Regions from separate parts of the Homo sapiens genome. Here region 1 is linked to region 2. The links are chromatin contacts, found by Hi-C or POLR2A ChIA-PET in ENCODE. All regions are on one chromosome and are shown on one strand. The core of a region is the stretch at or near the end of the contact, and the rest is flanking DNA. Distances in the headings are between cores, read along the strand shown. Region 1 overlaps PKD1L1 (polycystin 1 like 1, transient receptor potential channel interacting). Region 2 overlaps PKD1L1 (polycystin 1 like 1, transient receptor potential channel interacting).

Region 1 (3,936 bases), core at 935-3,434, 59 kb before region 2:
GGAAAATAAGCCCATGCATACCCACATTATTTCCCCTTATTTCTTACACTCATTTGCATTGTGCTTTTCTTACTTAAATTACATATTTAGAAATCACTCCGTATGTATTTATTCATCGATATCTTTTTTTTTTAACTGCTATGTGCTTCTCCATTGTATAGATGGACCGTAGTTTATTCAGCCAGTCTCCTATGTATTCACATGGAAGACTTGTGCATATACTGTATTACATGTAGGGGGAGGAGTGTATCTTCAAGTTTAATTCCTAGATAGGCTGTTCCTGGGTCGGATGGTAAATGCCTATGTGGTTTTGGTAAGTATTGTCACGTTTACCTCCAGCAGTGTCTGAAGCTGCCTGTTTTCCCACGTCTTTGCCAAAAGGATGTATTTTCAAGCTATTGAGTTTTGCCAGTCTTATAATTGAGAAATGTTCATTTTAATATGCATTTTATATGAATTAAGTTGGGTATTTTTTCATATATTTAAAGCCATTATCCACTTTTTTTCTGTGAATTGTTCATATATGCCCACTTTTGTATTGAGTTTGTTTTTTCTTGATGTTTAAGAGCTCTTTATATGTTAGGGCTATTTTTAAAATAGTAATTTATCCACCATTTCTTGTAAGACTCTTAGATTTTGAACCATCGTTCAAAATTTATTTCTTATGTCCAGATTATAAAAGAAGTCATTCATGTGTTCCTCAGTACTTGTGCAGTTTGTTTTTGTTTTTTCTTTCATATTTAGATATCTGATTTGCTAATGTTTATTATTATTTTTTATAGCATGAGGTGCCCATATTTTTACAAAGGGCTAATGTCTAGTTGTCCCAACACCACTTATTAAAAAGTCTTGGGCAATTTTTAAATAAGTAGAATGTTAAATACTTCTGCTTCTAAATATAAAAAGTAGGCTAAACATAAAAAAAAAATGATAGGCTAAAACTCCATGGGTCATTGTGCTGTCCTTACCAGAATGGGTTTAGACCCTGGGTATACTGAAATTTCGCAGGCTGGCTGACAAACTGGCGAGGAGCAGGAAGTGGGCTTGAATGGCAGCTAAAGAAACTGACTCAACCCTCTTCCATCCCCACTAAGGTCAGGGGGTGTGGCCTGTTCAGGGTGTCAGGGGGCACTTGGAACATACGGGATGCTAGAAACACTGTTTTTCTTCCCAATTCTCTACCATTCCTCAATTCGTATCTGCATCCAGGAGCTTTGACTGGGTGGATTTAATCCAAATTTAAATGCTTCGGGGACAGGAAATGGCTAGAATTTGATGCTGTCTTTCAGTTCTTGCTCATCTGTAGTCCTTGTCCCCACCTATCTGCCTACTCTGTCTGCGTTTGAAATGGAGAATGCCTTTCTGCAAACCTCAGGTTGTACTTTTTATTTATGTTTTCTCTTTTTAGATGCCAGTGTAGGCTATTTATCCTTATTGGATGCTGACTATGACAGAAAACCTCCAAACAGATATTTAGCTAAGGCAGTGAACTATACAGTACATTTCCAGTGGATCCGATGCCTGTTTTGGGACAAGAGAGAGTGGAAATCTGAACGTTTCTCTCCACAACCAGGGACTTCTCCTGAAAAAGTGAACTGCAGGTATAGACACATTTGAGAAAGAATCTGAGATTTTTAGTAAATGACTGCCTTGTCTTCTGCATTTGGCCCAACCCCTAGAGCCTTTCCTGAACCTTGTCCATAAGAAGCTGGAGCTCTCTTGGTTTGTACAACTCTCCAGCCTGTGTCAGTTCTCTCATAGCCAGTTCGTGTGTCAGCCTTGGTTCTCCCACTCTATGGGCTCCCAAGGAGCAAGGGCTGCTTTATAGACTGTCCTCGTATTCCTCCTTCCCGTACCGACTGTCATGGAGGAGGTGTTTAGTAAGTGTCTGTTGAAGACATGAGTCGGTGGATGAGTGATAGATGAACCTGTCAGTTTTCTTATCATAGAAGTGCTGACATCCTTTGAGTACGCAGTTTGTAGTCAGGCAGGTGGGACCCTCAGCTCTCACCATGCCCCCATGTTGCCCTGAGAGTCCCTCATCTTCAGAGGACCCTCCACAGCCTGGTGGTGAAGGTGTGCTTTCTGAGGCAAGAAAAGTCTCTGCGCAAACATGAACAGCCTCCTCAGGAATTTCTGGGCATATGAGTCATGTCACTAAATTAGAAATTGTTTGTCATCTAGCTGACAGACTAACAATTCTATAAGAGGCTCAGATCATTCTTTTTTGTTGCCCTTACCTTTTCATTAGGATAAACAATTATTAGTCATATTTAGAAGCAGAAATAGTCATTTCCTTTTAAAAAACAAATAAGCCATAAGACATTATATTTTGTGATTTCCTGCTAGGAGGCAAATATATCCAGATCATACCGTAGCAGTGCAATTCATAGCCATTTATTGATTTTCTTATGTTACACTCTTAAATTTTTCTAATGCCATTGCTAGGAGCACATCCAAACTTACTGGTAATGGCCCAATATTTTGCTTCCATATTAAATTATTGATAAATGCATTAATGCAATCATTCATTCTCCATTACGTAACTACTCTCTGCTAGGCACTTTTTTATGAGCCAAGGGTACAAAAATGAATAACAGGCCAGGCGTGGTGGCTCATGCCTGTAATCTCAGCTCTTTGGGAGGCTGAGACAGGTGGATCACTTGAGGTTAGGAGTTTGAGACCAGCCTGGCCAACATAGCGAAACCCCATCTCTACTAAAAATACAAAATTAGATGGGCACACACCTGCAATCCCAGTTACTTGGGAGGCTGAGGCACAAGAATCGCTTGAACCTGGGAGGCAGAGGTTGCAGTGAGCTGAAATCACGCCACTGCATTCCAGCCTGGGCAGCAGAACAAGACTCCATCTCAAAAACAAACAAACAAAAAATTTAAAATAAATCAATAACACCTAGGACCTGCTCACAAGATAATGAGGGTGAGATAGACTTTATTTTTAAAAAAGGAGACAGTGTTTACAGTGATTGTCAGGGTAGGATATTTGTAATGCCAGGAACTGGTGCTTAGGCAGAGGAGTTGGCCAGAGCTTGACCAGCAGCACAGCTAGGCTGTGACTGGGACCCGAGAGCCTCAGGCTGCAGCCATGCTGTGGAGGGCTGTCATGAAGACCGCCATATGCTGTGGAGTCTTGCATCTCAGGACAGCCTCCATGGGAGCCATGTGCCCCAACACGCAGATGTGAAGAACTCTGGCACATCAGAAGTGTCCCTCATTTCTAACTTAGGTGTCAGGTGAATCTTTTAAACTGGGTCTTAGTCATAAAGTTATCATTATTGCACTCTTTCTTCCTTTTCTCATTCCTTTAACCAACATGCCATTACACTGTCAACAGCTGCTCTCTCCACACATTCTGTATCCTCATCCGCATTTCCCTCCTAGCTACCATCGCCTCGCGGCATTCGCTCTCCTAAGGAGAAAGCTGAAGGCCAGTTTTGAAGTGAGTGACATTTCCAAGCTACAGAGGTAAGTTCCATTTCCTACATAAAGACTTCATAGACTTTATTTGTTTTACTGTTCACTCAGGATGCCCACATATAATTCCGGGGGTGCTTGAAATCCATGTTACTTACTATCATTGCATTTTTGAAATGTGCATATTAGTAGATAATTATCTTTAAATATTATATAGTTGAATATATACTTATATATCTTGTCTCTCTATACTTGAATTCACTGATGAGAGATTTGTAAACACAAGAAAGTCAACATACTTTTCATACTTTTAAGTTTAGTTTTAGTTCAGTGTGAATTTGGTCAATTATTATTGATAGGGTTGATATCTACAGTGACAATAATACCTAAAGAGCCTGTCCTGGTTTATGTTTATTGTCACAGCCTAATTATTAATAGCTCCCTCTTTCTCTCTCTGGAGTATCCCATTTTAGATAATAGATTTAAAATGTACACTATTTTT
Region 2 (3,589 bases), core at 158-2,657:
ATTTTATTTTTTCCATGGCTGCATTTGATAAAATTCAACATTCATTCCTAAGTATTAAAACATATTCTTAATAAAAATGAAATCGATATTTTTAAAAAAAATAGGAATATAGCTCAAGTTAAATGTCAGTATTATATTTAATAATACAACATCAGAGCCTTTACTACTAAGGTTAAGGACAAAAAGATTGTCAGTTCAAAAGTCCTACAACAGGCCGGACACAGTGGCTCCCGCCTACAATACAAGCACTTTAGGAGTCCGAGGCTAGAGGATCACTTGAGCCCAGGAGTTCGCGACCAGTCTGGGCAACATGATGAGATCTTGTCTGTACAAAAAATACAAAATTAGCCAGGTGTGGTGGCACACACCTCTAGTCCCAGCTACTTGGAAGGCTGAGGTGGGAGGATCACTTGAGCTCAGGAGGTCAAGGCTGCAGTGAGCCATGATTATGCCACTGCACTCCAGCCTGGGAAACAGAGTGAAAACCTGTCTCAAAAAGCAAATGAAAACAAAGTCCCACCACAGCATTTTAAAGGCGTATGGCTCATCTCTTTCCTTTAAACCCGCTTAATTTGTTTATATATTTTATAGCTCATATAACTAGCAAGAACTTTAAATTTATAATATGGTTGAGCAGTCCTTTATATACACAACACACACTATTGTGAGTCCTTATACAGTTACAACACATAGTAATCTATACTAATTTCCTATGGCTGAGAAAAGAATTTCCCTCAAATGATGGTGGAGGCTTGTAGGTGCTGTCTTTGCCCTTATGACTTACTTTTCTTGTGTATGAGTGGGACGTTTTCAGCAACAATGCAATCATAACTTTGGTTTCATTCCACAGGAAAACACAACGCTTTCTGGACTATCACTTTATGAGGTATTTATCAAAAGTATGTTTGGCAAAAAGTTAATGCTGCCAAGGGTGGGTCTCTCTCACCTGGCTCCCAGGTGGGTTTCTGCCTGCAGAACTCAAGTTTCTGCAACATGAGTTTAGCTGGCCTCCCTGGGAAAGAACCAGGAATGTCATTGGTCTTGGAATAGGCCAAGCAAGCTGGACTTTACAGAACAGACCCTTTTTTGTGTGAGGGGATCTGAGGAAACAATTCGTTTGAATTTCCTAACTTCAAGGCATTTATTTGTTTCTTCATCTTAACCATTAATAATTAAGATTTGTATCTTTATAAACTAGAAGGATTGGATGCCTGGAGCTATCAATAACCACCTACAAATCATATTGTTCTTTGTATTTTTAAAGTGACTCATGGCAACAAAATGCGGTGAGTTGCCAGCCCCCACCTTCTCCCCCTTGCCAGCTCGGCCCCCTTAACGGTTCTTGGCACTCTGTGGCCTCTCAGCTATGTAGCCTTGGACCCCGAAGAGACCTCCCAGCCGGGGGCTGCTGCTGATTGGGCAGAAGGACCTCCGAGCTCTTGCCCTGCTCCTTGCTCGGGCCTCTTCTCTACTGCGATGACTCACCACTTTGCAGGAGCTGGCTAGGCCACTAGTCAGTGGATGCAATTTAGAGATGTCAGAAGGGTTTTTCCTCCACATATTTTCCTCTTGATTTGCTTTTGTGAATACCATTGCGTAAGGCAGGAACATCCAGAGGGGAGCGCCTGACCTCAGGGCACAGAGTCTCTCCTAGAGGATTTTTGCCTTTATTTTTTTCAGTGTAATTCCTTAGCACCTACCTGCCAGGAGGAAGGTGAGATGGTTTTTATAACTGTGGAAAATCTGCATTCCCTTTCACATTTGGGGTCCCCAACACAATCTGTGAAGACTGGCGTGCCACAGTCCACAGCCACTCTTTTCAGCAAGGTTTGTGCTCTGAACTCTGCTGGTCAGTGTTACTTAGGAGCAGGAAGCCATCAAGAGGGTGAATTTTCTCTCAGCTTCTTCCTTTAACTTGCCAGTTTGTAAAATAATGAGAAGATTTAGAATACTTAGCTTTTCCCAATGCGTTTACGTAGCCCCCGTCACAGGTGACTGTCAAAGAAATTTACTGAGTTCCCTCAAATCTAGAAGTTTTTGTAGTTATAGTTAGGTTCTGTAAACTTACTGAATCTTCATTGACTTTGGTATTTTCTAACAGATGATGCAATGTATCTGAACACTAAGTTTGAATCCTTGAGGAAGAAACAGGCTAGAAGGGGCTTTTTAAAATGAAATATTGGCCAGGCATGGTGCCTCACACCTGTAATTCCAGAACTTTGGGAGGCCGAGGCAGGTGGATCACTTGAGGTAAGGAGTTCGAGACCAGCTTGGTCAACGTAGTGAAACCCCGTGCCTCCTAAAAATACAAAAATTAGCCGGCTGTGGTGATGGGCGCCTATAATCCCAGCTACTCAGGAGGCTGAGGCAGGAGAATTGCTTGAACCCGGGAGGCAGAGGTTGCAGTGAGCCGAGATTGCACCACTGCACTCCAGCCTGGGCGACAGAGTGAGACTCTGTCTCAAAAAAAAAAAAAAAGAAAGAAATATCAACTCGGCCTGAACATGCAGAAAGTATGATGCCCTAGAGATGCCCCAACTCCTGCTGATAAACATGGAGGTCAGGCAGGTCTGAGGGTTGAGCAACTGTGGAGTGATTCAGTTTTAACTACTGGCTGGGTGACTGTAGGAAAGCGACTTAACTTCTTGGTGTCTTTACATCCTACTCTGTAAAAGGAGGACAGTAGTAGAGCCTCTCCCATGAGACCACTGAGAGAGGTAAAGGAGTTAAAGGAGTTCGTGTCTGCATGCTGTAAGTGCTGTCTATAGCTTTAATAGAGACTATTAACACTTTCACGTTTCATGCATTCCTCAAGTATTTTTGTGCCAGGCACAATTCTAGAGGCTGGGGATCCAAAGATGAACAACATTGACTTGAAAGTGAACTATGTCCACTCAGAAAACATTATATTCCTGGAACTTGGAAAGTACAAATCTCAAAATTATGGACAAAAACCTGAGCAACTTTTGTATCCACTTGGACCTATGTTATGATGTGTTTCTTCATGTGAAGCCGAGAGGGGTCGGTAAGGATGCAAACATCAAGTTCAAATGAGGTATGCTCAGGAAGAATGCACCCCATAGTTCCCAGACTTCATTCAGCATGTTAAGGACCAGTATATTCCTAGACTTAACTAAAAATGATCATTCTCACCTGCTCTCACATCCTGGTTCTGCCCTTGCTAGCTGAGTTCTCATGACTTTCTCTCCACCACTGTGGCTTCCACAGAGACCAGCACTCAGTAAATATTTAGTGAACTGGTTATTGAGCAAAAAGAAGTGGTGGGTGATGTATATGGATAGAAAAGGGCAACTAATAAAGCAAGCATGGGAAAATGCTAATAGGTGGCTCTGGAAAGGGTAGCTGAGTACTTCTGAATTACTCTTGTAACTTTCTTATTAAGTTTAAAATTATTTCCAAGTGAAACGCTTTTAAAAAGAAGCTATTGTGGGTTGGGCGCAGTGGCTCATGTCTGTAATCCCAGCACTTTGGGAGGCTGAGATGGGCGGATCACCTGAGGTAAGGAGTTCGAGACCAGCCTGGCCAACATGGTGAAACCCCGTTTCTACTAAAAATACAAAAAATTAGC

The links. A loop is a pair of places that touch in the nucleus more often than their neighbours do. ChIA-PET counts read pairs that join two places held with the same protein, here RNA polymerase II (POLR2A). Pooled maps may share reads with other maps.
Region 1: a loop to region 2 is called in a map of endothelial cell of umbilical vein, with 7 times the contacts of the local background. The contact joins two enhancer-like sites. A Hi-C loop is called at or near these places in 1 of 168 maps with a recorded cell type or tissue (endothelial cell of umbilical vein) and 2 of 50 pooled maps. POLR2A ChIA-PET finds 5 or more read pairs at or near these places in 3 of 52 experiments (AG04450, BJ and PC-3).

The regions. Positions count from the first base shown.
Region 1 is chr7:47,844,544-47,848,479 of GRCh38, reverse strand. PKD1L1 (polycystin 1 like 1, transient receptor potential channel interacting) reads left to right here. Exons shown (of 57, transcript NM_138295.5): 32 at 1,409-1,601; 33 at 3,402-3,485. Among named protein-coding and RNA genes, the nearest start is that of PKD1L1-AS1, 51 kb to the right of the region's middle. Within about 2 kb of position 2,184, at least 3 of the 41 ENCODE cell types and tissues checked have a DNase peak (open chromatin) inside an H3K27ac peak, as active enhancers do; they include PC-3, where a contact is called at or near this core.
Region 2 is chr7:47,784,634-47,788,222 of GRCh38, reverse strand. All of the region lies in intron 56 of PKD1L1 (polycystin 1 like 1, transient receptor potential channel interacting), which reads left to right. Among named protein-coding and RNA genes, the nearest start is that of PKD1L1-AS1, 8.9 kb to the left of the region's middle. RefSeq lists a silencer at 1,218-1,512. Within about 2 kb of position 1,407, at least 18 of the 41 ENCODE cell types and tissues checked have a DNase peak (open chromatin) inside an H3K27ac peak, as active enhancers do; they include PC-3, where a contact is called at or near this core.